5 separate regions of the Homo sapiens genome follow, and regions 2, 3, 4 and 5 are each linked to region 1. A link is a loop called in an ENCODE intact Hi-C map of the cell type or tissue named here. Cell type or tissue: heart right ventricle. All regions are shown on one strand. Each heading gives the region's core, and the rest is flanking DNA. Links, peaks and the distances in the headings are about the cores only.

Evidence for each region. Hi-C counts contacts between places; a loop is a spot of excess contacts. Peaks named below come from ENCODE experiments on the same cell type or tissue, not always from the same donor. Only the 100,000 strongest peaks of a DNase experiment are listed, where the experiment ranks them.
Region 2: a loop joins it to region 1, with 8 times the contacts of the local background. A loop is called at or near these places in 10 of 110 quality-filtered maps.
Region 3: it touches region 1 in a loop (3-fold over the local background); 18 of 110 quality-filtered maps call a loop at or near these places.
Region 4: it touches region 1 in a loop (18-fold over the local background); 70 of 110 quality-filtered maps call a loop at or near these places.
Region 5: a loop joins it to region 1, with 4 times the contacts of the local background. A loop is called at or near these places in 21 of 110 quality-filtered maps.

The regions. Positions count from the first base shown.
Region 1 is chr1:47,994,687-48,000,638 of GRCh38, reverse strand. It overlaps TRABD2B (TraB domain containing 2B), which reads left to right and starts at 3,254. Exons shown (of 7, transcript NM_001194986.2): 1 at 3,254-3,951. The coding sequence starts at 3,850. RefSeq lists an enhancer at 2,713-2,762. In heart right ventricle, for the core only: CTCF peaks have their summits at 2,849 (motif pointing left) and 3,862; a DNase peak (open chromatin) is centred at 2,898; H3K4me3 peaks cover 2,402 bases; H3K27ac peaks cover 1,589 bases; H3K27me3 peaks cover 2,882 bases.
Region 2 is chr1:47,932,097-47,938,048 of GRCh38, reverse strand. The region is part of intron 2 of TRABD2B (TraB domain containing 2B); the gene reads left to right. Among named protein-coding and RNA genes, the nearest start is that of TRABD2B, 62 kb to the left of the region's middle. RefSeq lists an enhancer at 3,642-4,157. In heart right ventricle, for the core only: no CTCF peak of the experiment used is centred there; a DNase peak (open chromatin) is centred at 3,378; H3K27ac peaks cover 1,310 bases.
Region 3 is chr1:48,198,739-48,204,690 of GRCh38, reverse strand. No RefSeq gene overlaps it. Among named protein-coding and RNA genes, the nearest start is that of SLC5A9, 21 kb to the left of the region's middle. In heart right ventricle, for the core only: CTCF peaks have their summits at 976, 1,179, 2,114 and 2,321 (motif pointing right); a DNase peak (open chromatin) is centred at 2,340; H3K27me3 peaks cover 948 bases.
Region 4 is chr1:48,058,186-48,064,137 of GRCh38, reverse strand. All of the region lies in intron 4 of LINC02794 (long intergenic non-protein coding RNA 2794), which reads right to left. Among named protein-coding and RNA genes, the nearest start is that of LINC02794, 11 kb to the right of the region's middle. RefSeq lists an enhancer at 2,553-3,097. In heart right ventricle, for the core only: a CTCF peak has its summit at 2,770 (motif pointing right); a DNase peak (open chromatin) is centred at 2,772; H3K27me3 peaks cover 2,000 bases.
Region 5 is chr1:47,783,119-47,789,070 of GRCh38, reverse strand. The region is part of intron 4 of TRABD2B (TraB domain containing 2B); the gene reads left to right. Among named protein-coding and RNA genes, the nearest start is that of LINC01738, 98 kb to the right of the region's middle. RefSeq lists an enhancer at 2,652-3,152. In heart right ventricle, for the core only: a CTCF peak has its summit at 3,333 (motif pointing left); a DNase peak (open chromatin) is centred at 3,304; H3K27ac peaks cover 483 bases.

The sequences.
Region 1 (5,952 bases), core at 658-5,657:
GAGGAAGGATACGTCTCCAGGACTTAGGATTATCATCATCCAGGGTTTCTCACACTACACGATGTGGGAGGAAAAAAATGGTTTGAAAACACTGAGACCCTTGCTCTTGAGTCTTGAGGAACACTCTCTCCTGAGGCCCCAAACTTATTTATTTATTTGGTAACAGCTTTATGGAGATATAATTCACATACCCTACAATCCACCCATTTAAAATGTAATTCAATGGTTTTTAATATATTCACAGAGTTGTGCAACCATCACCATTCTAGAATATTTTCATTACTCCAAAAGGAAACCCAGCACTCTTCAGCTATGGCCCCACGATTGCCCCCATTCTTCCTAGCCCTAGGCAACCACCACTCTACTTTCTGCCTTGCTATATATTTGCCTATTCTGAACATTTCATATAAATGGAATAATATAATATACGTCCTCTTGCAACTGGCTTCATTTGGCATAATGTTTTCAAGACTGATTTATCCTATCCTGGAAATAGCATGTATCAGTGCTTCATTTTGTTTTATGGCCAAATAATATTCCATCATATGACTATAACATGTTTTTTAAATGTATATATTTAGCATATGATATGATATTTTTATATATCACATTTTGTTAATTTATTCATAAGTTGATGAACACTTGGGTTGTTTCCACCTTTTGGCTATAATAAATAATGCTGCTATCAGGCTTTACGTAGAAGTTTTTGTGTCGATGAATGTCCTCAGTTCTCTTGGGTATATATCTAGGAACAGAAAAATCTATTTGTTCTTGCTTCTCTTTAAGAATATCAGTAACAATACTGGTAAAGATCTTAAGACATTATTGCACACATTGACGCACAGAAAGTGAGGGGGACAGGAAACTGGCTGGGGAAAGAGAGGCACAGAAAAGCTAACTGTCCTGCCTTGGTCACAGTCACCACGTGTACCATGGAGGAGGAAGTCATAGCTGACACTCATGAAAATTAGCCAACAAAACTTTTATAATTTTAGGAAAAAAGATACCAGGGAAACTTTGTTTACAATACAGCAGGGGAAGGTTTTTTAAATCCACACACATATTTACACACATCATTGTTTTAAATTGATCAGGCTCTTTCTTATCCACTATCTGACTTGTGTCTTCTAATTCTCCAATGAGAACCATGACCCTCCCTCCAGTGGAATTCAGTTCTCACTTCCCCTCATCCTTACCAGCAGAGTGGTGACCTTGTAGGGAGTTTTGGAGCTCCGGAAAGTGGAGACTCTTTAAAGGACATCTCTTGTCAGAGCTGCAGGTCTCAGAGCTCTGTGTGTGGGAAGCATGGCGCTGTCCTGTGCTCTCATACATACCGTCTGGGCACTCTGGCCTGCTTGGTGTCTGTCACCAAGTGTGTGTGTAGCTAAGAGGCTGAGGTTGCTCCAGACACCCAGTAAGTTGAACCATATGAAATTGCCAACATGCATTCACTTGTAACTTACAAAAGTGGCAACTTCATGTGCACATGAGGGTAAACCTGCCAGTCTCTGGTGTCCCCTTCTTTCCTTCCCGTGTTCCTCCCAACCACCCAGATCCTGTGCTCTGGAAAACCTTTCTGGCCCTCCAGCCCTGCTTGGTCTTTCTCACTCAGCCTTCTAGTATGGTCATTTTCTAGCTGCTCAATCTGGTACCTGCAGGCATGAGTGGGAGAAGTGGGGAGAACACTGGGCTGGGAGTCAGGAGACCGAGGCTTGGGCTCTGGCTCCCTCCTCACTGACTATCTGCCCACTGGTCTCCCTGCCTCCAACTTGCCCCCTCCAATTCATGCCCCCGATGAGCACAGATCTACTCTAGCCACCTTAAACTTCAAATCTTGCAGTGACTTCCTATGACCTGATACCTAGAACGGACAGACTCCCCAGCTTGGCCAGAAGACACAACTTCAGCTCCTGCCACTTGCTTTTTGCCGCAGCCATGGGTAACTGCTTGCAGTCCCCTGCAGGTGTGCTCTCACACTGCTGCGCCTTGGCACCTGCTCTTCCTCCGCTTGGAAGGCATGTGCACCTCCTTCTCTAAGCTACCTCTGACTTATTTTTCAAGACCATCTCCCAGGCGTCTTCCCTGGGCCTCTGAGCTGTGTTAGGAGCTCTTCCTCTCTGCTCCCATTTCCTTGTGCTTCTGTCTCTCCTGGCCCTCATCATCTGTATTTTAATGGCGTCTTTGCATATCTGTCTCTGTCTGTCTCCTTCTCTAGGCTGTGGGCTCCTGACAGTATGACCTAATTCATCTGTCAATCTTTGTTGTCAGGATAGGAAGAGACGACAAACTCTCCTTTAACAGAACCAAGCAGGGGTGCCTGTGCCTCCCTTTCTTCATTTGCTGGAAACGGCTCAGAAGCTTAGATCTTGTGCTCTGGCCTTCTCTAAGTCTCATTTGCCTCTTGAGGAAGGGTAGGTTGGTTTAAGGGGTCTTTCAAGTCTTGTGGTCTAAGAAACTGGGATATCAATTCTCACTCTTCCAGAGACAGACACAGGGATCCTGCGTGGGTCCAAGGACATAGATAAGAGGGGATTACTTAAATGGAAGATTCCAAGGAATTTTGAGGATTTCTTTTCTTTTCTTTTACATTTGGTGTTTGCAGAGCATCTACCAAGCGCATCCCAGAGCTACGCGTGACATAAGGTTGCACACAGCAGCTTTCTGAATTTTGTGTGATTGCTGCCTCCCCAGTCCAACTCCTGTCCCTCTCGCTGTTCGCTCCTGCCAGGATCTGCGGGACGGATGCGTTGGGCGAGGCTGGTCCCCAAATCTGTCGCTGCCACCAGTCCGCGTCCGCCGCCGAGCCGGCGGAGGTTGGCCGAGCGGGTCCTTAGCCCGGGCGCCCTCTGGCGGCCGCACGGGGAAGCTGCGGCCCGGTCGCGCCTGGCGAAGGGAAGGAGGAGGGATGGGGGAGGAGGAGGCGCGGGCAGGGGAGGGGAGGAAAAAGTTGCGCTGGGAAGTTTGGAAAGTTGGGAAGTGGCTGCTGCGGGCTTCGCCTCCCTCCGCGCGTGTGAGGGAGCGAACGAGGGAGCGAGAGAGGAGCGAGCGAGCGCCTGCCATGCCCATCAGACCCCGCCTCGCCGCGCCCGGGCGCGGAGCTAGCCCTGACTCCCTGCCGCCCGGCCCGTCCCGGCCCGGCCCGGCGCGGCCCCGGCCCCTCGCCCCCCCGCCCCCCGCGCCAGGTCCTCCCCTCCCCCGCCCCAGCGGCCCCAGCCCCCAGCCCGGCCCGGCTCCGCGCCGCTCTCCCGCCCTCCTCTCTCCCTCCCTCCCGGCCGCGGAGCAGCATGGCGGAGCCCGGGCAGCGGCCGCGCGGCCGCCCGCCGCCCCTCTGAGCCGGGCTCGGGGGCAGCCGGTCGCCCCAGAGCCGCCCCCCACCCCTGCCGCGCCTTCCGCCGCACTTGTCCCACTGCGCGCCTCCTGGAGCGCCGCGCACCCCTGGGACCCTTGCGTGCCCCGGGTGCCCAGCATAACCCCGGGACCCTTGCGCACCCCGGGTTCTCGGTTCTGCCCCAGGAACCCCGCGCGCCCCTGGACCGCGACGCAGCTCCGGGACCCCGCGCGCCCCCGGACCCCAACACGCCCTCAGCACCCGGGGGCTCGGCCAGCGAGGTTGAGCGCCCGGGGGAGGGGCCCAGCCCTAGAGGGTCTCCCTCTTCCAACAGACGGAGCCCGGCCCCAGAGAAACCCCCAGGTCCGACAGGGACAGTCAGCCACGCCCCAGAGGGCGCCCAGCATCCTGCGGCTGGAGCCCCGTGCTCCAGAGGAAACTCCGTGCCCAACTGGGGGCTCCCCGCCCCGCTGAGGGGCGCCGCCCAGGAGGGTCCCCCGCGCCCCGCGGGCCCTGGCAGGATGCACGCCGCCCTGGCGGGGCCGCTGCTCGCCGCCCTCCTCGCCACCGCTCGCGCCCGCCCGCAGCCCCCGGACGGAGGACAGTGCCGGCCGCCCGGATCGGTGAGCGAGCGCCTGCCCGGCCACTCTCCCGCCTGCCTGGGTATTCTAGTCCCGTGGGACCATGGTTTGGGTCCTGCTTCCGCACCCACCTTAGCCCGCCCGCTCCACCTCCACCCCCCGGGCGCAGCCTCGGGCGCCCTTCCTTCGCTCCTGCCTGTCCCGGCTCCAGCTCCCAGCCAGGAGCGAGAAGGGGCGCTCCCTCTCCGGTTCCTTCTCCACACGCTGCCGCTCTGGGGCTCTCCTCTTGACTTGTGGTCCTGCTTGGACGCCTCCTCTCTCTCTGCCCCTTTTTGTCTCTCCTTTCTCATATTTTTTCTGTCTTTACCCTTCTGGTCTCTCTGCCCGCTTCTGACTGTGTTTTTCTACCGTTCCTTGCCCTTCTCTTGACTTCCATCGAACCCTTTTGCTCTCCCATTCACACACTCTGCCCCCTCCCAGGCTTCCCTCTCTCTCCCTGCCCTCCCACTCTGACCTAAGACAAACTTTCTCCCTGTTCCTCGTTCTCACCTCCATCTCTGCGGCCCAGGCTCCCACCACCTACTCTCCCAAGCGTCCATATTTCGTGAAAAGAGGGAAGATTTCAGAGGAGAGGAAAAGGCAATGCCAGGACATACTGGCCTAATATTTCTTGGGGTCGAGTAATTACTGGTTCTCCTAATATTCCTTCCAAAACAAAGAACCTCTTTATTTCCTTCAGTATCTTTCCCTCTAAGTGTAAATTAATGCATTGACAGTAACCCTGAATTGGAGGCCAGGAGACCATAGGGTCTGGCTGCTGTAGGTGTGCTGCCTGTTAGCCCGGAATTCGCTGACCTTGGGCAAGGTGCACCTCCAGCAGCCTGCCTTGTGCACAAACAGGGAGCTCGTTGGCTGACTGGGCTCTCAGTCTATCGCCAACATGCTGGGATTAACAGTTTGGGGTTGTTAGTAAAGTAAGGTACTGTTCTCCCACAACCCACCCATCCCAACACATACTTTTCATTTGTGCCAGAATCAGGCAGAAAAGTGTTATGAGTTGGTCTAAAGCTTGCAAGTGGTCAGTGGGCACTCCAGGGATTTTTCTGGTTGGAAAATGGCTTTGCCCTTTATGCCTAGCCCTGACTTGGATCTGTAGAAAGGACCCCTGTCTGCATGCCTCTCTTCAGCTCCTACATACACACACACGCGCACACACACACACACACACGCACACACACTCCCCTAAGTCGGAGCTTAGGTCATAGAAAATGACAAACAACTGGGGTTGGAAATCAGGTATACATTTTTAGGGGAGGAGCCTGGAAAGTACCCAGAATATGTACATTTCTTGGGACTAATTGTAATGGAATCCTTTCCTCCCAAACCAGATTCTGAAACTTGACTTGGCCTTGCAAGATTTTAAAGCACTTTCTCATCTATGGTCTCAGCTGGTCGAGCAAAGTAGCTGACACCCCAGACCTGCCCTCCAAAAAGAAAAGTGTATTCACCGTGATGAATGTGAAGTAGCTGTTTAAATAGGTGTGCTATTTTTAATAGGTGTTCTGCTTTCAAAGTGCTCTTGGCTTATATCTTCTAATGGTTGGATTTAAAAGTTATATGACTTCCTCCCTTCTTGCCAGAGCAGGACTCTTGGTCCTCCTTTCCCCACCCTCCGCATGAAACACCACCGGTGAAGGTTTGACTTGGCCAAGCATGAATATTCTCAGGTGGTGTGGCAGTCCTTGGCACTCACAGGGAACGCTAATCATGAGAGTTTCCCTTCATTGCTGACTTCCTCTGTACCTGGCACTGCTCTGAGGGCTTAATATACATATATTGTATCTTTTAATCCTCCCAACAACCCGAGGTAGTTGCTTTCACCCCCATTTTACAGATGAGGAAACTGAGCCTGTGGAAGTGAAATGATTCACTCAAGATCATACATCTAAGACAGGGCAAAGCTAGGTTTTCAATGTGGGTCTTTCAGGCTCCAAAGACCTGGCTCTTTACCACGGCCTGTGTATGGTCTCTGCCTCCCATCCC
Region 2 (5,952 bases), core at 571-5,570, 63 kb after region 1:
ATTTGCGGCTGGCAAAATATATCATGAGTAGTAGAACTGGAGAATCATAATATTGTTGGAGACCACTGTGGGATTGAGGTGGGGAGCTAGGAGTTTTTTCCCATATCCTCTTGGAACAAGGAAGTCATGACAGACATGTGCACTGCCCCTGCTTCAATCCTTCACTGAGTCTGGAGCATTTGATTTATCTCCCTGGGTATCGGGGTTGGAATGTTCCCCTCTGTCCTTGGCTGCAGGTGGTATGAGCTGAAGGACAGTTTGCATCCACAGGGCAGGAGGCAGAATGATTGGCCTTAAGAGACAATACCTTCACTTAAACATTGGGTGGCCCCACCTCCATGAACCCTACTCCTTTATCAAGGATCTTGGGTCTCTTACCTGTGACAGGAAGCTTGTTTTTTTTTTTCCTAAAAATTCTGTGAATGGTAGAAAAGTAAAAGTGTCAGGGCCTGCCTCTGACTCTCTAAGTCACCCTGAACAAACCTCTTCCATTTTCTGGGCCTCAGTTTTCTCATTTGTAATAATGATGATGATGGTGGTGATGACAATGATAGTGATGATGATGGTGATGATAGTGACAGTGGTGGTGATGATGGTGATGATAGTAGTGATGATGATGGTGATGATCATGATGGTAGTAGTGATGATGGTGATGATTATGATGGTGATGGTGATGATGATGATCATGACGGTGGTGGTGATGATGATGATCATGATGGTGGTGGTGATGGTGATGATCATGATGGTGGTGGTGATGGTCATGATCATGATGGTAGTGGTGATGATGATGGTGATGGTGATGATCATGGTGGTGGTGGTGATGGTGATGATCATGGTAGTGGTGATGATGATGGTGATAATGATGATAATGATGGTGGTGGTGGTGATGGTGATGATCATGGTAGTGGTAATGATGGTGATGGTGATGATCATGCTGGTGGTGGTGGTGATGATCATGGTAGTGGTGATGATGATGGTGATAATGATGATAATGATGGTGGTGGTGGTGATGGTGATGATGATCATGGTAGTGGTGATGATGGTGATGGTGGTGATCATGATGGTGGTGGTGATGGTGATGATCATGATGGTGGTGGTGATGATGGTGATGGTGATAATTATGGTGGTGGTGATGGTGATGATCATGATGGTGATGGTAGTGATGGTGATGGTGGTGGTGGTGGTGATGATGATGATGATTCTTATTTGTTGATCAATGTGTTGTAAATGGTTTCCACATACTTATTCCATAGAACATTCCAATGTGGCAGGTACTGTTATCATACTTATTCTACAGATGAGAAAACTGAAGCATTGAATGATTAACTTGGCCAAGATCACGCAGCTCATAAGCGGAGGAAACAGAATACCTTTGACAACAAGGAGAGTGCAATAGGTTTTTTTAAGCTTCCTCCAAAATCCGAAATATAGTGGCAAACTAATTTTTAAAACTTATTATCCTTTTTATGCCTTTTCCTTTGTCTGTACAGCACTCCTCTGTAACTGAAGATACGCTTTCCTAGAAGTTCTATCCCTTCCTCAAGACTCAGCTCTTCCACAAGCCTCTCCTGACATCTCTAGGCTTGGTAGACCTCCTCATGGTCTGTCTGCCCTTTGCCCTCATACCTGCTGGGTTCTCTGTTCACCTTTCCTGTTGTTTTTCTGCTCCAGCACCCTGTGAGCTCCTAGTTGGGAGTGGGGCAAGATTTTACCCATCTCTTTCCATCTGCCCTAATGTAGGGCTGCTCTTAGGGTGGCCTGTTATTTCATCCACACTCATTGTGAGTCTATAAATGATGAAGAAGTCAATTCATGACCTCAGCCCCAAGTAAACCAATCTCTTCTCTTTGATCATTGGTCCACCAGTACATCACACCCTTTGCATTCAGCTGAGTCTGTTGCTAAGAATGGCTTTCTTGCCTGACCTCATTTGAGAGAGAGGAGAGACCTCATAGTTCCTGAGTCCCTCCTGTGTGCCAGGTGCCATTCTGGGTGCTTTCCCATATGTTCTTCTGTTTACTACGCTTAACAGCCCTGCAAGGCAGCAGCTCTTAGCTCTATTTTTACATTTGAGTCTCAGAGAAGGGAAACAGTTTGTCCAGGATTGCACAGCTAATGAGCAGCAAAATTGGAATTTGAGCATGAGTCTGCCTTCCTCTAAAGTTGAAGCTCTTTTTTTCTGTGGCTTTATTTCCTGCATCCTAAATTACAAGACATAGTGGGATATTTGGGATGCGTGGGCATGAAATATCATATAAGAGATACAGTTTAGATATCTAAATATTGGGGTTTCTAGGTCATTCTGGTGACATAAGGAACTGATGAGATATGGTATTTAAAAGTAGGACTAACCTAGAAAATTCAGGACTTTTCAGTCCCAGTTGAGATATAGTGTTTTTTTCCTGCAGTCCTATCTTACTTGCTTGTTGAAGCCTTTGCCCATTGCTTTTTTGAGTCCTCTTAAATATCCTGCAGTAGGGCAGTAATAAGTGACTGCCCTAATTTTATTACCTACTTAGTGCACTAGGACTTTCTTTATGTGAAGTTTGCTCAGTGGTCATTTCCTGAGTACCCGTGTTATTGAGGTCAGATATGTCCCCAGAAGCTCTATTTTAATGAAGCAAGAGACAAAACAGCCTGTTGCAATACAGTGACGACGGGTGCGAACACATGTGGTGTAAGGCTTAAATTTTGGGTTGGAATCTTCTGAATTTAAGTCCAGCTCCATTATTTGGCAGTTGTTTGACCTTAAGCAACTCCCTTAACCTCTCTGAGCTTTTGTTCCCTAGTCTGTCAAATGTGGATAAGGATAGTGCCTTTCTCCCAGGGATGAGGTGAAAAATAGATAAGGTACATGGTGCCTGGCAAAGAGGAAGCCCTCAGTAAATAGTAGGTGTAATTATGATTATGGTGTGCCATGCTAGAAGAGATTTACAGGGAGTAGAGACTACTTGTCTACCTGCGGGTGGGAGGCTGTGGGTGTCAGAGCAGGCTTCTTGCAGGATGCCAAAGCTGCCTCCTGAGGCATGAGTAGGAATTTTCCAGGTGGATAAAGAGAGGGCATTAGCAGGGTTGGACAGTGTTTTTCGGAGGCCCCTTTCACTGTGACTGTATCACCTGCTGCTTCCAACTCGGACTCTGCCTTGCATTTTGAGAGGAAGGGAGTAGGCTCTTTTGAGTACCATCTTGAAGGTTCTCCAGGACTCAGGAGATGCCCTGTTGGGGCTCTGATGGGAATTCCAGGTCACCAGATGCCTCCTGTTACATCTCCACTCTAAGCCCTGTGTCTGGCCTTGGATCCTCCTCCCTTGTAAATGTGGCCGATGACGAAACAGAGACATCAGTCCCATTTGTGGCTCCATCAGCTTTGGAAGCAGATCACGGGAATTTTCTGAGTCTGGGCCCCCAGCCAGAAGGCATTTATAATCAGACATGGAGCAATCATTAGAGCAGAAACAATAAATTACAACAGCACCAAGAGAACTCCCCAAAGCTGCTCACGCGAGGGGAGATCCAAGGAGCAGAATGCTAGCAGGCTCTGGGCCCGCCTGCCCCTCCCGCTGGCAGCCAAGGCCTCCTGCCTCACCACACTCAGCCTCTGCCCCCAGACGTCTGTGAGTGATGCAGCAGCACTGCCAGAAGAATGCGCCTTACCAGCTAGGACAGGGCTGTGGGCCTGACCTGTGTGCCTGCAGGGACTGTGGGAGGGGGTGTGGGAATGGGGAGGACTCCTTCACAAAGCACCTCCAGGGCCAGGCCCTGCATAGGTGTGAGGTCAGCCTAGTGTGGTGGGATGAACCAGAGACTGGGGAGTCAGGGACCTGCTGTGCAGTCTCCAAGCTGAGGGCTCACAGCAAGTCACTGACTCTCTCTCTAAGGTTCAACTTCCTTGTCTAAAATGGGAAAATAGTGCTTGCCATCTCACAGAATTATTGTAAAGATTAACATACTAAAGAGTGTCAAAAGCCTAGCACATACTAAGTGTTTAATAACATCAGCTTTTCCCCAACCCCTTCTTTCTACCCTCCAACTTGTGCTGTCCAATAAAACAACCCTTAGCCATCTGTGACTATTTAAACCTAAACTAAATTAAATTAAAAATTCAGTTTCTCAGTTGCACCAGCACATTTCAAGGGCTCAATAACCACAAACTTGTGTTGAGTGATCACTGTATTGGAAAGCACAGACACAGAACATTTCTGTTGTTGCATAAAGTTCTGTTGGACAGTGCTGTCTATCCCTCTGATTCATCTGCTATCTGGGAAAAGTTTGGTTCAGCAGATACTCACTGTGTCAAGCCCTGTAGTTACAAAGATGATTGGAGCTCTGTTCTGTCTCTCCAGGGGCACACAGTGTACCAACAGAGCAGTGTGTGCAAGAGTTTAGCCCCAGTGGAAGGGCACCTACATAGGACTAGAGGGAGTCAGAGAAGGTTCTCTGGAGGGGAATGTCTCAGCTGCTATTTATATACATCAAAGTGGAGAATGGCATTCTAGGTAGCACGGCAGAGAGGAGAGCATTCCCAAAGATATAAAGCTGAGTAACAGCAGTGTGGTTGTTTCATAGTCTCATATGTGAGACTATCAGAAACTCATTGCTGCCAAAGCACAAAGTGCAAGGTAAAGAATGACAGGAGAGGTTGGGTGTGGTAGCTCCCGCCTGTAATCCCAGCACTTTGGGAGGCTGAGGCGGGTGGATCACAAGGTCAGGAGATCGAGATCATCCTGGCTAATATGTTGAAACCCCGTCTCTACTAAAAAAATACAAAAAAAAAAATTAGCCAGGCGTGGTGGCGGGTGCCTATAGTCCCAGCTACTCAGGAGGCTGAGGCAGGAGAATGGCGTGAACTCAGGAGGCAGAGCTTGCAGTGAGCCAAGATTGCACCACTGCATGCCAGCCTGGACAACAAAGTGAGACTGCGTCTCAAAAAAAAAAAAAAAATGACAGGAGATGGGGGCTCACGGAGGGCTCTGAACGCCAAGGAGATGGGAGACTGAGTTCAATTCCTGGTCTGCTCATTGCCACTCATGTCCTTTGCCCTGTGCTAGTGCTGAATTACAAAGCTCAGACTCAAAGAGGTTTGCTGCATGACAAAGCAGATCACATGACCCAAGCTCACGTTCTGGGACCAAGAACCCCAGTATCAACTGCTGTAAGAGCCACCCGTTCTTTGAACTAGTCACTTGACAACTGTCAGTATCTATGATCCTCCTGACAGCCCTGTGAGTTAGGGATCATTAATCCCCATGTTCAGATGAGGAAGAAGTGACTTGCGCAGAGTCAACCAGCCATTAAATAGTGGGGCTGGGACTGTTACCTGTGGCTTCTCCTCTTTGAGAACCCAAGGCTCTGCCATGTTATGGCTGTTCTTGTGGATAAATTACACCCGCTTGTTCACTTGCTTCCTTAATCACAAGTTCCTTCTCCTGTTGCACGAATTTTTGCTCCTGTGCTTATCCCTTCTCTTCCCTGCATCAATTTCTCACTCTCTCCTGATCACTCAGGAGACACACATGCTATAGGATCTCCCATCTAGAAACAACTCCCTTGACTCCACATCCCTCCTCAGCTCCTGCCTTATTTCTCAGTTTCCCATTATAACTCAGCTCCTCCACGGACGTCTGTCCTCACTGCCTTCCATTGTCTTCTCAATCCAATCCTTATCACTATTTCATCCTCACTTCTGCTTTGCCACCACTTTTGTTCAATCCATTGGTCAGCCATTTGGTCCTCTCCTTGGTGCACCTTCTGTAGCTATACTCCAGGGAATCCCACCCAGCTCCATGGCCTTGAATCCATGTTGGCATTCCACTGATGCTGTTGTTTACCTCATGGATGGTCTTACATCATGTAGAGGTCTTAAAATTGGAGCAGTCTCTACCCTAAAGCTCTAGACTAGTCTCCAAGTGTTCACTCTGCAACTCTTCTTGGATGTGCACCAGGCATCTTAAA
Region 3 (5,952 bases), core at 404-5,403, 200 kb before region 1:
TAATGTACTGTTATAAATGATGTGAATGTTGTAAGTATAGATGGCTCCCTAGGCTCAGAGGATGGGAAACTGACCCTTCATGGTGTGCAAGATACAGTCTTAGGTTCCTTCCAACTCCAGTATTCTATCTGAGACAGAAGATAGGGCTGGAGAATTTGGGCTGAGTTCAAGACCTTAAAAGAAGGCCATTCCTGTTTATATTTGATGTGGTAATTATAGCACCGAGGCTCAGGGAGTTCCAGTCACTTGTCCGAGGTCAGACAGCAAGCAAGTGGCAGGGCAAGATTTAAACACAGGTTTCCGACCTCCAGGCCCATGTCTTTTCCTTTAACACACTTTGGTATCAGTTATTTGTGTCAGCTTGAACATACATATTAAGTCTCCAAAACGTTCATAAGTTTGTAGTTAGTTATTTCCATTGTAGAAATTTATTCTATGAAAATTATCATGTATTAAGATTTTACTCAGATTTAACACCAGGTCCAGGTACTTGGTCCTGACAAAGCTCTGAGAGGCCCCAGGTGGGGCTAGGGGTGGCTTCATGTTAAAAATAAAAACAATTTAAATATTCAGCTATAAGGGAATTTTTGTATAACGTAGTGAACAACTTTGTAGTTCCCAGACCAGCAAGATCAGCATTATTGGGCAAATTGTTAGAAATGCAGATTCTTGTCCTAGCTGATACTTCTTGATTCAGAAACTCTTGGAGTGAGGCTCAGAATTCCTAAAGCCCTCAAGGTAATTTTGATACCTGCTAGAGTTTGAGAATCATTGATGGAATGGGATGTTACACAGGCAGTTAGTGTTTTCAAAGACTGCTTAACATGAAAAAGTGCTTATAATATTAAGTAAATAAAAAGAGAAAAAATGGTTTATGTTTAGTGTGATAATTTGTGCATTACAGATAGTATGATTTCCATTTGTAAATATGTGAGTACGTACCATATATTTGTAAAATCAAAACCATTCATATATTGCATATATACATTCACACATATGTACTAGCAGAAAAAGTGCTATTCTCAATATATCAAAGAAGGTAATTTTGAATTACTCCTTCTTTGCACCTTTATGTATTTTTCCAGATTGTCTTCTCTGATGACGCATTTTTTATTATCAATAAATAGCTTGCCTACAAAAAAAGGCTTTTTCAGAATATGCAGTACAAAAGATGACCACAGTGGGGAGGAGTAGAGCACACTTTAACATCTCCCATCCCACCTGCCTTCTGGGCCATGAGGCAGATCACTAGGTACCTGTCCTTTCTCCACTCCCTTCTACCCCCATCTCATTCTCCATGTAAGGCTAACTTCCATATACAATATTTGTAGATAGCCAAGGAATTCACTGGGCTTTTCATTTTGCAGCAAGATGTTGAACATTCTCTGAGACGTTCCTGGCAAGTAGGAGCCGACGTATGAGAAAAATCTCTGACCCTATCTGACTTTTTATTTATTCTCTACCTTGTTCTGAATTTTCTTAAGTTCTCTGTGTAACTCTCCCAATCTTTCTCTCTCTCTGAAAATCCACAAGTATCTATATCTCTGAAACTTTTGTAAACATTCTCTGGAACACTGTGATAATATCTCAGAAATATAATGAAACTGGCTGAAATGTTATGGCTTTCTCTTTAAACTCTCTCTGAATCTCAGGACTCTTGGTCCATCTGTCCATCGCAGCCCATTATCATACAGCAAATGGGTGTCGGGCAAAGGAAGCTGCTATTTGTGACAAATACTCCCTTCCAGCTCACTAGCTCATCCCTCTTAGGAATTTGCTCACTTCCCAGTTCTGGGCTACACCTTTCTTGGTTCAGAAGAAGGTGGAGATCAAATCCCTTTCCTCCAGTGAAGTTCCAGCTAGATCTGGGAACAGAGAAAGCTGGGCAATTGGGGAGTCAGATCTAGGTTTGATTTTCCACTCCTTGTCTTACTATTTGTATGACCTTGAGCAAATGGCTTTCTTCAAAGTCTCTCCTTCCTAATCCAGTGAAAATAATGATGGGGACTGCATGACTTTTGTGAGGATTGGGGGTGATAGTTCACGTGCCACTGCTACATGCTTACGGTCAGTAATAGATGAGTCAAGTGTAAAATGCCTGGGTAAACACCAACAACCCTCATGACTTTCATTGAGACAGGAGTTCAGAGCATGGAGAGATCTGTGTGTGTTTCATAAGCCCTTGCCATGGAGAGGTAGTAACTCAGAAAGTCCATTGCATTTAGGAAGTTGCTTTGTGTAAGCCCAGGACATTCTCTTCTCTGCGGCTTTTTGTGGGATGGTGGATATGTAAGAATTATTTGCACATTGAATGTGCAATATCAAGGGTTGGGCACAAGGTGGCGCAATGGGGCAGGTTTCAGCATCTTTCAGAGGCGTTCCCATTCAGGGATGAGGAGTAAAGCATTAGTGGTATTTCCATATACTATTTTATGTGTGACCCCATCTGCCTGCAGTGTTAGCATCAGATGGGGATTTTCTGGGCAGCTGGAAGTCTGAGCTATTGCTGAACAGTACGTCATTGCATTTAGAATTTAGACCAGTGTGGTTTAATAGAATTTTCCACGATGATGAAAATGTTCTGTCTGTGCTGTCTAAAATCTTAGTCATTAACCACATGTGGCTACTGAGCACTTGAAATGTAGCCAGTGTGGCCAAGGAACACAATTTTAAAGTTAATTTATTTTTAATTTTAAATATAAATAACCACACACATGGTTTCTGAATTGTACAACAGAGAATTCTAGATAATGTCAGTTTTTCTAGTAATAAATGCTCTCCATCCTAGCCCCTTTTTGAGGTTGGGCTTCTAAAGATTAGTTAGGTTGTCTCCCAAGTTTCTCACAGTGGAGAAGGGGAGGAAGTGCAGGAGGAAGCAAAAATGAATTTATAAACACTATAATAAAAGTGAGCCTAATTACAGCAAGAGATCAAAATAAATAATACCGATAGTTGCTTTTAGTTTTGAGTGCTAGCCAGGTGTAAAACACTTTAAAATGTGATTTAATCCTCAAAGAATTCCTATGCAATTTTGTAGCTGAAGAAACCAAGGCTCAGAGTGGCCAAATGGTTTGTTATTTGTGGCAGAGAATTTAGATGCCCATCTAGGTGAGCCTCGGACTCTAAAACCTTCCTACAATGCTGATGTAAGGCTTTAAAGAAGAATACATCTCATCGAGTGAGAATACTATTGAAGGCTTTCTAAAGACGGTTGGGTTTGAGCTAGGCAGGAAGAATAAATGGGGTTTTGTTAAAAAAGAAGAGAAGATAGGGTCCAAGCAGAGGGACAGTATCAGTCAATGAGTAAGAAATGCTGGGAGCATGTTCAACACATTATCATGGTATTTAACCAAAATTTGAGGAGGGACATGTCTCTCCTTTGTAATGGGCTTGGCTGGGTCCAAGAAGAGGCGACTGGTGCCTGACTAGAGGGAATCTGTATTTGTAGGAAAATAGAGAGAGCCTGGTCTGCAGAAGAGTATCACTGAAACCACTAGTCTGGGAGAAAGATTATGGTGCCCCCATAGGAACTGGAGAGCTGCAGAGCCAAGAAAGGAGGGGCAGGAGGGGCAGAAGGGAATGGGGCTCCCTTTGAGATGGGTAAATAAATGGAGTGTAAACATACACCCATGTATGCTTGAATGTCAAGGGAGACTCACAGGTTATTAAAGGATCCACTGCGACTACTTGGAGGAAGAAACAGGGAGTGATGGAAGCCAGTGGGTCTCGTTGAGACTAAGTCATGTGAGACATGCCTTACTGCTTTACCTGTGTTTTTAAGATTAATTGATTAACAGATCTAAGAGAATCTATTGACCAAACAATTAAGTAGTTCTTAGGCATCAATTATGTAATGGGCCCAGCAGTCAAAGCTTTTCATGTTGGTGTTTCAAAAGGACATTTTCCAAAAATCTCTTGAGGGAAATATGGAGAAATGTATGTTTGATGACTCTGCAGTAGCTGATGCTACCATGGCAATCTGGAGGCAGGCTTCCAGGGACTTAACCACGTTCTTTCTTGACAAACGTGTTGAGTGATTTGAATAAAGAATTTGCCAAAGGGCTATCAGATTTGGTAAGGACAACTAATTCATTATCCAGAGAATCAAAAGCAAAGCAGTTATTATCTGCTATAATTGATTTGACTCTATCAGGATAATATTTAATTACAAAAACTATAAAGTTTAGCATTTAGCCTCAGGAAAACCAATTTTAAAAGAGAAGTAGTGTCTGCTTTGGTAATGTCAGCCTGCTAGCCATTTTTTTTTTTTTTTAGCTTGAGCTATCAAGATGCTGTGGTGAATAAACCACTGCCTCACAGGTCTTTCATTCCTGTCAAAAGATCTTTAGAGACAGATGGAATTCCTTTTACACTCACTGCTTGAGTGAGGACTGCAAACACTACGGTGACTTTTAGTGTGCAGAGTGGAGACCTGGCTGTGAATAAACAGTGACATCCTGGCTTTTCTGCTGGAAAAAGAGAATTGTTTAAGTTAAAAAATGTAAAACTGAGGGGTGGGGTTGCTGTGTGTTATTTCTTTTCCCTAAATGCAGATCTCTGCTTAGAAAGCCAGACTCTATTTATCAGGCTTTAGCCCTGAGGAAATAAGAAGAAAGGAGAAAAGGGAATGTCTCTAAAGTAGCACTGGATGGGGGCAAATGTGGGCAGAAGAAAAGATTGAGCTGCTTGAGAGTGGGATTGAGTTTGCCTTACTTTGCTCTGCCTGTTGCAGGCACGTGTGGGGCAGGCTAGATGGAGCGTTTGTTAACTGACTACTTAGGTGATGGCAGAGTCACTGACCTGGCCTTTCCTCCCTTCTCCAATCTTTTCTCACACTCAAGCCAAAGAGATAGTTTCAAATGAGTATTTGTGTATGTCCTTCCCAAATCTTACACTCTGCTTAAAACCTTTCAGTGATTTTCCAGAACTCTCAGAATAAAGCTAAAATTCCTGAACATAGTCTACTAGACCCTGCCCAGTCTGCCTTGCAGCCTCATTTTGCCTCAAATCTCCCTCTATTTTGCTATGTTTCACCTGCTATTGTCTTAGATTTCCTGGCAATGTCCTGTACTTCTTCCCACTGCAGGACCTCTGCACATGCTCTTGCTTTTGGCCAGTGAGTTCTCCTGGGCCCACTCCCTTACTCTGAGCTCTCAAAGATCCGTGTTCTTCCCACAAGCTCCAGAGAACAGGGATTGGCCTTTGTTTGCTCGTTGTATTATCCCCAGCACAGTGCCAGACACATAGAAAATCCCTAATTGAAACAACCTTTGCAAAAACTATAACAGTGGGAAAATTATGACAGAGAAAGAGATCTTATCTAATCAACCCCCATCTTACCCTTAACCTTGGTCATTCCTGGGCTTGGGCCAAGCTAACTTTGGGAGAAATTTAGTATATAGTTTAAATAATAATAGCCCTTCCCCAAACTAAACCACCTTTGTAAAACTAAGACCATCAGGTTAGGAGGATGAGAGGAGGCTGAATTCGGCTAAGATGTAGGTATAAATGATGACTAGTCATTATTCTGGAAATCAGCTTCCTCAATTACTCCTGCAGATAACATCACTATTGCAGAACCTAAGACTGGCCTTTTGAGTTGTCTTTTCAGGCTTTTGCATTTATGATGACTGGATGGCCCCACCTGGACCCACGACTCTGGACTTAACTGGTCCTGTGGCCCTCACCCAGAAGCAGACTCAGTGTACTGCAACCGTGTTCCACACCCCTAGGATTGCATCCTCAAATAATCAGCAGAACCTGTTCCCCTGCCTCCCCTGTCCTTGAAAAGCCCAAGCCTCTGAATTTTTGAGAACATGGATTTGAGTAATAAAACTTCAGTCTCCTGTTCAGTTGGCTCTGCGTGAATTAAACTCTGTCTCTATTGGAATTCCCCTGTCTTGATAAACTGGCTGTATCTGGGAAGTAGGTAAGGAGAATCTGTGGGGTGGT
Region 4 (5,952 bases), core at 493-5,492, 64 kb before region 1:
AGTCCTGGGCACTGAGCTCCAGGCCAGGACTGGGGGGCTCCTCGTGGAGCCTCCAGACTGTAAGAGGGATGGGCAGGTAAATAGATACACACAGAGTAGTGGAAAGTAGTGACTATTGGAGCCAGACTTTGCACTGAAGCCTTTCCAGCTCCAAATCTGTGTTCTTTTCCCACACATCTCTCCCATCCAGACCCTTGTCCTTGCCCATCAGATGTTCCTGAGCTGAATGATGAGCTGCTCTCCAGACAGAGCTTCTAGGAAAGGCATTCCAGGCAGAGGCAAGAGGAAGAGGAAGACACAGGAACATGAAAGAGGATGGCACGTTCAGGCAGTCAGGGACAGTGCCACCTGGCACTGGAGCATAGAGGGAAGAATAGCACCTTTCCATTTGGTGTCCCTCCTGGTCATGCCTCTCAAGATGAAGGATACAAACTCTGCAGTAGCCTAGGCAGGGAACTGAAATGCCACATCTCCACACCATGCCAGAGGTGCCAACGTGTGAGAGCATCCATCAGGCAGCAGAGGGAGGGAGTTGCTGCCAGACCCATGGTTAATGCGGGCTGGTATCAAGACGCAAAACAGAGGCAGGAGACTGTGACAGACTCTGACCAATGCAGTTTCTCAGTTTGCAATGTTTATAATCATCAGAAGAGGCAAGGAGATACTGAGGGCGATGGACCCAGCCCTGCTCAATGGTTCCAGATGCTTCAACAGGTAGGATAGGATGGAGCCTTGACATCTGGCTAACTGTCCAGTCTCACAGAGAAAGGCCATCCTTGTAAAAATCCCAAAGTACATAAGAAAAATTCTTCTCCCCAGATGAACCAGAGATCTTCTCTTCCTCACTACAAAGGGTCAGCTAAGTCAAACTTAAGAGGAGAGAAAATGAAGGAAGGAACAGCATCTGTGCCTGGCTTAAGTCTGTGTCTCTGTAATAATCAGACACTTTACATATACTTTCTCATTTCATTCTCTGAAGAGTCTAGAGAGAGGTATTATTTTCTCCATTTGGTTGACAAATAAGCTGAGGCTTAGGGAGGCTTGCCCAAGTCCTCACAGCTAGTGACTATCAGAGCTGGACTTTGCAACAAGGCCTTTCCAGCTCCAAATCTGTGTTCTCTCCCTATACATCTCCAGACCCTTGTCTTTGCCCACAAGAAGCTTACAGTCTAATTTCACTGCAGATCCGGTGATATTTCATCAGCTTGCTAACCTGGGATTAAAAGTCATGAATCCTGTAATTCTTCTGAGCTGCTGGACACCAGAACTGCCAAACGACAGCCCAAGGAGTATTTGAAACACAACTTATGTGACTAGCTCCTCTTGCCAGGTACATTTGTGATACCCTACGTCTGAGGAATGACCACCTAAATAACAGAATTTCAGGCACAGGACAGAGAATATATTCTTAGGTAGGAAGCCATTCCAGCACTTGTCAAGCCTCTTCCACCTGCATATGAGCCCACACTTGGGCCTGAAGGCCACCAACACTCTCCTGAGTCAGGCCTGGTCAGGTTCACTAGATGCCAGACTAGGTCACTGGGTATTAATCATTGCCAAGGGAGCCGTTAAACTGAAAGCCAGTTCATTAAAGATTAAGCTTCATCTCCATAGCCCTCCAGGAAAGGGAGTTTTGGGTAGGGAGCCAGGCCCTATTCCAGGAGGTCACCTACTGTGAACAGGAGGCATCAGGAGCATCTGAGTAGAGACAATGTTTGAGAGAACTCTGGGGGCTCCTGAACCTTTGTCCTGTGTCTGTATCCATGACTGCTACTTCAGGTGGGTCTTCAAGAGAACTAGCTATAAACTCTGAAGTGGAGAAGGACCTGCAATGTCAGGTTGTCTACAGGGAATGAAGGGTTAGGAGGCCAGTCTCCCTGGAAAGCATATGGTAAGGAGTCAGAAGGCCTGGATTCTGGTCCTGACTCCATTCTCCATCTGCTGGGGGCCTTGCACAGGGCAGTTCCCCACTCTGAGCTCCTGTTTTTTCCTTTGATGAATGGAGAAAACATTTGATAAGTGGATTTGTAGTGATGCTTTAGCATGGGTTGCCCTGCGAATGATCTATACATGTTTGCCTTCCTCAGTCTATATTAGCTCTGCACCCCCAGGCTGTCTGGCCCAAGTTTCACTTCCTGTTCACAATCTCTGTGGCCAAGGAAAGTTGGCAGTAAATCTCAAATTCACCATGAGCCCTGAATTGCAGAGATCAGATCTCTCTTCCTGGCTCCCCACACTGGACAGATTGCATCTGCCTACTGGCCTAAGAAAACTCTGGAGGAAACTCCTGTGAGCTCACTAAACCTCAAGAGTAAGAATTCCCCATTTGGTCAATTCTTGGTACTTACATTTAGATTATCCCATCCCAATGGAATCTGTTAAGCCAAAGTTTTGCAAATTCTGCAAAGATACAAGACCTTCACAATTTTGATCCAGTACTAAAGCAATGATACAATATGTACTGAGCCAATCAATAAATGGATACAGAATCATCTCATCTCTTATACAAGGTGCCATGGTGATTTCAGGGCTCCAGTGGTGGCCCCCCAAATGGAAATGGCACTATATGCATCCTGGTTTGCAATCAGTGATTTCTGTTAATGTAAGATGTCTGAAGATAATAGTGGTAAACATGATAGATTTTTAAATAGTAGGGTAATAAGGTGAGGGAGACTTTTGGGGCTGTTGACAAAAGCTCTCCTTGCTTTTTCTGCTGCTCTTTAACCAGGCTCTTTATGAAATGAATCTAATCACCTTTCTGTCTGTAGGTGGCAGCACTGGCCCCTTTCACTCTCCAAGGGGGACCTTGATTGTCATTTAGAACAAGTGCTCCTCTCAAGAGCAAATTACAGGACAATGCGAGGATAGAATAAGATAAACTAGCTTCAGAACAAATGTTCTCACACAGTTAAGATGGGATGCATCTGGTGAACTCACAAAACTTCTAAAGCCTCACTCCGCTTACAGAATAGCCCCTTCCAGATTCTAGTAAGAATACAGATCACCAAAAATGTTTTAAGGGACCATTGCAAAGATGAAAGTTGAGGAAGACTCCCCAGAAGCCCATAGGGTCCACAGAACCCAGCTTGAAAACCCTTGAGCAGGGGAACAGCAGACCAACCACCCGAAGACGACACAATTCTCTCCCCAGCCTGTTCTATAACAACCTGGAGTGTCTCACCTTGGGGTCTATTCTCTCAGATATTGCCCAAAACTTACATATGTTGAGTGCTCACTCTGTGCCAGGCATATTGCTAAGCTGGTTACATGCATGTGTCAATTACACCTCATGACAGGTACTTCCACCATCCCATTTTACCAAGAGGAATCAGTGGATCTGAAAGGTTAACTTCCCAGAATATCCAACCATCACCTTGCACAAATGGGAAAACTGAAGAGAGCAGAAGACTGTTGCTCAGTGTCACATGACAAATCAGTGACAGGGCTAGGACGCTGATTTCTGCTGTCCACGGTGAACACCTTAGAATGAAGGGTTTACGGGAACCGTATGATGATGCAGGACTGGGGCCATTGAAATGGGAAGAGGAGGACAGGAATGAGGCTCTAGGCTCAGGACACACCCAATATCTCCTATCAATAGTTTACCCCACCCTCAAAGAAAGTCCTGGGGAAGGAGTCAGGAACGCCCCTTGAATCTAGTGCCAGCTTTGCCCTGAACAACCTGAACAAGCTGTGTGGCCTCAGGCAAGTCCTTTCACCTTTCTGCGCATCTACACCCTCCCCAAAGCAGTGGTGAGTATCTAATGAGACACTGGTAGGAAAAAAGCTTTTAAAAGTATGAAAGCTCCCTTGAAGCTATTATTATTAATTATTATTATTATTACCATCATCATCTTTCATGGTTATTAATGACCTGTTACCTGCTAGGGATCTGTCATCTAGGAATTTCTTTAAGCCCTTCTTGAACCTGTTTATATTCACAGTCAGCAGCACCTCCCTTGCTTTTGATCCCCAGTCTCTAGCCCAGGTTGCTACAGGCAAGATCACTGGCCTATAGGCCTGTGTTTGAACAACTGTTCTCAGTCTTTTTTGTGGGTTGCATCATGGCCAATTGATACAGTGCAATGCAGCCTCATTTCCTCCTGCCAAACCCCATTTGTATGCCCAGGTCTGTGTTAGGGATCTCAGAAAGAAAGAGAGAAAGATACAGGCTTTGACTTCTCAACCTGCCCCTTCCCCGGGCCCAGAAGCCCAGGGTAAGGTGGGGATATAAGACTCCCTCTTAACCACCTATGCCAGGGCTGAGAAGAGCATCCAGACCTCACAGCCCCAGAGAACACCAAGGACCAGGGCCCCACCTATTCTCAAAGTCTGTTTTCCTCTTCATACCAGGGACAAAGGACCAGGAGCCCTTTCCTGAAGACACTGTACAAGCCAAACATAAACTAAGCTCAACCAACTTCGACACCTACTCTGCTCTGGGCTGTGCAGATTTCAAGTTGATTAGACACTGTCAGGCCCCTGCCTTTAAGAAGTTCATTGTCTGATAGGCGAGACCAAGGCATTAACAGCCATCTTGCAGAGCAAGGTTAGCTAAAGGCTTGAACAGAGGATTCATGAAAAGCAGAGTTAGGGAAGGGCCTAATTAGCCCTGCCTGGGACAATCTGGAAAGGATTAATAAAGAAGGGACATTTGAATCAGGTGCTAAAGGATGGGTAGGAGTTTGCTAGGCAGAGAAGGTGGTGAGCAGAAGAGAAGAATTTCTAGAGCAGGTAGAGCATGAACCAGTATTGATGGCCACATGGTTTTCAGGGAATAGGGATGGACTGGTCAGAGGACAGAGGGGCCCACCTGGGGTTTACTAGCAGGTGAGAACTGCTGGGTGCACGGTTCTACCTGTCACAGAAACTGACAAAAGCCCTCATTTCCTGCTGTTCAGAAAGGAGCCCTGTGGACAATTGAAGTTAAAGCCCCATAGAAGAACTCTCTGACTTCCCCTAGGCAAGTCCTTTAGATCTCTCAGGTTGTGGAGAACCCAGAAGAGCATGGGCATTAAGGTATTTTCATCCTCAGTCCTGCGTTGACTGTTCACCAACAGCATGGGTCTCAGTGTCCCAGCTGAGAAGGGCTACTCAGACATATCGCATCCCTTCCCTTAAGTACTTCTTCATTGTAGGCGACAAGCCAGAAAAAGACCCTTTCCTCATGAATCAGGAGCAGGGGCTGGGAGTGGAGCCCAGGCCTCCTGGCCCCTCCCCTCCCTTCTGCTCATGTAATGGGGTAAATCCCACCTGACGCACTGGAGGAGAGCTCCAGACAAATTCAAGGTGATTGTAACAGTAGCATTTGCAGGCAAATTATACTCCATGAGCTAATTAGGAAAGGATTGGGGCCCTCAGCGTTAATTAATATCTAGTCCCTAACAACTTAATCCTCGGTAAAATCATAGCAGGGATCTCACCCGAATGCTGAAATTCTTTCCTCCAACAAATCACCTATATAAATACATATATTTTAATAGCAGCAATTATAAAGTTCTCTGCCAGCTTATGGGGCTGTTTAACATTCCTGGATTGAGGCCACAGTTTGTTCCCCGGTCTCCCCCCTCCCCACAACCAAGGCCTAATGAATAGTAACTCTTTTGTGGCTCTGCGTTCCATTTAACCAATATCTCCTGCCCAATGGGTCTTCACAGGGAGTTAATAAGCAGCCTGGGAGGACTGCCTGAGGAGGTCCACAAACCTAATCGTTAACTACAAGGCCTAATCAACGTCTGCTTCCCACCCAGAGTCCCCCACAGCTACACAGCCCTGGTCCTCCCAGTAATGGATGGAAAATCGGCAATTTCCTGACAGTTAGCAACCAATTTTCCACCAATTAGGAGAGAGATGGTGGTCTCTGGAGGAAACAAGATGGCTCCTCTGCAAGGAGCTGGTACCAGAAGACAGATGATCCTAGAAGCACCAGGGAACCAAAACCTGTTGGGGTGG
Region 5 (5,952 bases), core at 461-5,460, 210 kb after region 1:
TTCCATTGAGTCAAGGTATCTCCAGGCCCAATTGTGGGGGTGGGGTCCAGTCTTATGCACTAGAAGAAAATTACAATTTTACCCTTAGTTCCAGGGAAACAGGTTTCTCAGGATATTTACTTGTTCAGCCATCCAGAAATCTTCTAGCATTCTTTTTTCCTGGACTAGAATGAGTAATGTAGGAATTAGAGGAACTGGGCTGGAGACATGAGCCGGACTCAGGGGTGGACCAGGTAACCTCTAGGGCCCATTCATTTCAAACTCTGAGAACCAGTGGTTATCACACACTCCGTCCCTAGCACGTGCTATAATCTGAGTATAATTCTAACTTCTGACATTCCAAAATCCTTGACCCTAACATGCTGTTGCTTTAAAGTTGCACAGCTCTAATATTCCAGCATGCTGTAATCAGAGCCTTCTAACATGCTAGCATTATTTGCTCCAGCCTCTCTTGGATTCCTTGGGAGGAGTATGGAGCTAAGAGCCTTCCAGGAATGGAAATCACTCTTCGCAGGACTGCTGTCACCTGCTCCACAGGGAGCAGAAGTCCAGGCAGAAGGCAGAACTTGAAGAGTTAAGAGGCAAGCAGTGTGAGCACCAGAGACAGAGAGGCTGGCTCCATTACTCAGGCACCCACACATTTGGCACATGCAGCCCCCAGGCTCATGCCAGCCTGTTTCTACCCCAGCTAGAGTGCCGCAGACCCCATAATCCAAAACACACCTGTGAAGCTGGGACACAGAAGCAGATCAGAGGTAAGCACCCAGGCTTGAGAGAAGGGAGAGATATAAGACCAACACACAGAATACCATTAACACCTTTTAAAATTCATAACGTTAGAAATTGCTCCCTAGAGAGTGGACACCATCCTGCTTGAAAAAATTCCCATATCCATCAACTTATATGGCCCTTCCACATCCTCAATTCCTCTTGGAGGGAAACAGGATGGTATTTATTATTCCATTTGGCTGGTCAGTAAATCCAAGTACAGATGGGATGTCAGAGAGTCTTAGAACTGAAGTGAAATGGTGGTCACATTGTCTAGGTCATTCTTCCTGATGACCAGGAAGTCATCCTGATCCCTAAAAAATCCATCCAGCTGTCACTTGGGCCCTCTGTTCTGCTGGGAATTCTTCTGCTGGGCCTTCCCTGATTTCCCTTCTGGGCTCCCATAGGCCTCCAGGATTTTGCTATCACAGCCTCTCTCATGCTCCCAGTCTAGGATGTCCACTCCCTGAGCACTAAGAAGGTGCGTATTACCCACTTGTTGAATGAATGAATGAATGAATGAATGAATGCACCAACCCTGAGGTCCATAAACAGAAATGCTGCCTGCTTCTACATTATCCCACAGCAAAACCCAGCCTAAAACCTACATCTTCTGCCCCCATGGTGGGAGACTGAGGGGTCCAACCACATCACATCTGCCTTTGGAAGCTGAGGCTAGATTGACAGGTGAAAAGACCTAAGGAAAGAGAGTCCCAGGTACTGCTGAGTAAACCATGCAATCACAGCTAGAGGAGGGGGAGTTTAGTGCTAAGCAGGAGCATTTGTAGGGAGGGGAGGCGGCAAGATGATTAGGTAGGGAAAAGCCAGAAAAGAAAGAAAATAGAGCAAGGTGAGAGTTACGCCAAAGACGTGAGGGTAGAAAGGGGATTCTGAGATCTTCTATGTGGCCTTCTCAGAGTCTTTCCTCCTCTGTCTGCACAGTGAGGGGCTTTAGACAGAGCTAGGTCCAAGGTCCCCTTTAGCCCCCAACATTCAGCGTTTCCACACATGTCTAACAGAGGTTTGAGTGACTGGCACTGAAAGGAGGCAGGGTAAGTTAGAGAAAGCTTCCTGGAGGAGGTGAAAACCAGTTGAAATTTCCCTGATGCAGATCCAGCTGCCTTCCAGTTTACTCATCATCTCCATAGTCCTCAGGGCAAGACCCACACCAACCTCCTTCCCCATCATGGTTCTTCACTTGGTGGCGTCAGAATGGCAGCCCTTCAGAGCTCATAGCTGGGCACAGAAGAGCGGCCATCGTCCATATAGGGCCTTTTTCACCTTGGAAACAAGAGGCAGGCCAGTCACAGTGGCTCACATTTGTAGTCCCAGCACTTTGGGAGGCTGAGGCAGGAGAATCACCTGAAGCCAGGAGTTTGAGACCAGCCTGGGCAATATCCCAAGACCCCATTTCTACAAAAATAAAAAAATTTGCCAGTCATAGTCATGGTGATGCATGCCTATAGTCCCAGATACTCAAGAGGCTAAGGTGGAAGGGTTGCTTGAGCCCAGATGTCAAGGCTGCAGTGAGCCAAGGCTGCACTCCAGCCTGGGTGACAGAGTGAGACCCTCATCTCTAAAAAAAAACAAAACAAATGAACAAACAAAAATAACAGCTGCTATCCTCTCTCACTGGCAAGCGCCCTGGTCTGCCACCCTCCCCAAGCTGGAGCTTGAGGCCACAGCATCTGAAGTGTTTCAGAATTTCCAACGGTGCTTCAAAGGGTCCTGCCACCCCACCACGCATGCATCTGGCAACTGGCATTCCTGTGAAGGGCTGCAATCCTTGGCCAGAGTCGCCGTTGCTGCTTCAGGCCAGAACATCCAGCCAGCCAGAGGAACATCCCCTCCTGGCTTGTCCCTAGCTGGAGCCAGCCCTCACCCTCCGAAACAGAGGAGAGTCTAGAAGAACAGAGTGCCCACACCCCAGGACAGATCCCAGGGCTGCTCCATCAGTGAAGGAGAATGTACAAATCTGGCAGGGAGCTCAACATTCTTCCTGGACAGTGTGAGAAAGGCAAGAAGAGAAGAAAGTGTAGATTAAAAGCATGGGCTTGGACCCAGACTGTGTGAGTTAGAAACCCTGCGTTCTCCTGATCAGAAGTCGCCTTGGGCAGATCAGTTGCTTCACTTCTCTCAGCCTGCGGCCTCCCACTCTGCAGATGAGCCTGAGATCCAGCTCACTAGCACTCAGGGCCTGGCCTTGCACAGTCATTCCGTAAATGTGAGCTCTTGTGTTGCCACCATTATTTCAGGGTCCCTGGCCCCTCAGAGCTCGAAGTCCTCTAAGAACAGGACTCCCACACAGGAGACAGTAGAGCCACTGGGGTCGAGGGGCAGAAGTGCTTGGTGGCCTCTGAGGATGCAACTGGGACGCTGTGGCAAAACCCCAAGAGCCAAATTCAGCTCCAAGTAGCACTGAGGCTCAGGAGGCGTGGGGCCCTGTCCCTGCCAACAGGGAGCTCCCAGGAGTCCTGGGGTGTTGTGATTCTAAAAAAGGAGCCTCTGGATGTTGTAAAGAGTGACTGACATGGCCATGGAGATCCCTGGCTGAGCACTGCCTCCTGCAGTTCACAGAACCCATCACAGGCTCTGTCCTGTGCTGACCTGGAATCAGCCTGCATGGCCATTGCCTGGATCTGGGCCTTGACATGGATGCACCCCGTGCCATGCCTGGGCTTGAGCCCAGCTCTGCCCCTTTCTGCCAGCGTGACACAGGGCAAGTTCTGTTAGCCTCAGCAGGGTTGCTCCTCTCGGAATTTGTAACCATCTTTGCGCTGTTCATGGCAGAGCTGAGCTGTCCAGCTGAAGACCTGGGGCACTTTCATTTCTGACGTCCTGCGTTCTAACAGCCTCCAAAGAGGAGCAGCTGGTAAAGGCTGCTAAAGCAGGCAGAATCTCTGGTTCCACCCAGACACAGCAGTTCCCCATAGGATGTCTGAATACCCCTCACAGGCCTGACAAGTGCTCTTCGACCCTCAGCTTACACACCTCCCAGGGTGGAGCACTCACTTCCTTACAGCTGGACAGTTGCCTGGGAGAGTGTTTTTTGGTCCCAGCTTGAATCTGTCCCCTTCACCATGTCCTGCAGCAATCAGAATGTCATGGAGGAGGGACACCCTCGTGTTCCAACCCTCACTATTGCCACCTCTCCTTTCACTTTATGTTACTGCAACCCAGAACTGCTGTTGGCCAGCACGTGCCACACCACCTCTCCCCTCCGTGCATTTGATCCTGCTGTGCTCTACCAGGAATGCCCTTTCTCCTCTCTTCCTCTCACTCCTCACTCATCTCCTTAGTCTGGGTCCCTCTCCTTCCACTTCAACCCCATGGCCCCTGGCACTGCATGGCTCATGCTGTCCTGTGAGTGTTTGCCTGCCCATCTCCCCCTCTCCATACCGTGACCTCCTCAGGGGAGGGGACTGTGTGTCAGCTCCTGGCACAAGGTTGGGTACAGAGGTGGTGTCATCTCAGGCCCCACTGAACTGAAAGGTCCCTAGCCCTTCCCTGGGCGGCCTGCAAAGCAGGAGAAAGGAAGCTCGGCTCTGCCAGTGTCCCTCCAGACACTCTTTGAGAGACCAGTTGTCCATCCTCCACTGGCCCTCCCATCCAGCCCTCCTGTCATACTTCCTCAGGAAAAAAAACACCGCCATAGCTTGATATCCGGCCGGCCTGTCCTGGCAGCTAGATTAGCATTTGAAAGTTTCCCTTGCATTAATTTCAGACGGAACATAAATATGGGCTTGGGATGCCTCTTCCAGGAGGAGAAAACTGGAAACCCAGCATACTCACTGGAGAGAAAACATGTGTGCTGATCGGGGGGAGCCAGTGCTGCTTTGGAGCCTTTGTGGGAACATCTGGTTCTCCCCTCCTCCCTCTGCCCAGCCCCTCAACACGGTCCTGAAACTGCCCTGTTAATTGTGTGTTATTCTTGCTGAGCACTTGCACACTCTCCTCTCCGATCTGGTGAACCTTGGAAGGGACGCATGTTTCTGACAATTTCCTGCCCCCAAATGTGAACTCAGGATCCCTTGCAGCTGCCAATACTTCAGAGTGGGTGTAGTAGGACATGCAGTAAACTGGGACATCTCTGGATTGAAGTCCAAGCTTTGCCTTTTACCAGGTGTGTGACCTTGGGCGAGTCACGTCCCCTCACTGAGCCTGTTTCCTCATCTGGAAACTGGCAACACCTCAAAGGGCCGCTGCAAGGATGAAATGAAATGACGTTTGAGAAGCATCCTGTACTCGGGAGGCCCACTAAGTATGAGCATGTGTGCAGGTCATCAAACGAAGGAATCATAGAGGTGGGAGGACCCATGAGACCGAGACCATGGGGCCCAACACCATGTGGGGAAACTGAGGCACAAAGTGAGACTGGAAACTCCCCAAGGTGACATGGTTAATTGATGAGTGGGGTGTTCTAACAGTCCTAACCCTAGGACAGCACTCGCTCTACCCTGCCTTCCCATGTCAGAGGATCAACAGGGGCTGTCAGGCTGTGCCAGGCTGATGGGAGGCGGGGTAGATCTGGCCTTGGCCTGTGCTCTGCTCACTGAGCCTTGTGCCCTGGCATAGGCTAGATTGCGCTTAGGAGAAAGGGAGTCTTTTTCTTTGCACTAAAACATCATGGGGGCTGCACCTGCTCAGAGCAGGGAACCTCTTCCTGTTTGTATATAAGTGTCCTTTATGTGGGACCCTGGCTTCTCTCAAGGTAGGCAGGCACCATCCCAGCCCCGCAATTTTTAAGATCCAGTCCACCTTTAGGCCCTTGCTTCTCCTTACTTTGCCTGTCTTCTCTTACATCTGCATCTGAATCCCACCCATCCTGGGGGAGTCCTCGATACATGACTGGATACATGAGCCCCTCCTCTCGGAAGCCTTCCCTGATGTCCTCAGTGAATTGGTCTCCACCACGCTTTTTGTCTTCATTTCTGAGTTCCCTCTCTCCTCTTTCTCCCTTCTCTCCTTACCTCTCTGTCTCTGTGTCTTTGTATCTCTTTGTCCTGTCCTTGTCTCTTTCTGTTTTTCTTGGTGTCTCTTCTTCCCTCTCTCCCTACTGTTGTCTCTGTGTCTCTTACTGCCTGTCTCTGGGCCCCTTTCTCTTTCTCTCCACATTGCCTTTCTGCTCTCCATCTGCTCCTGAAGCTCTCTTCCTCCTCCGTGCCCCTTTCTGTGAGTATCTCT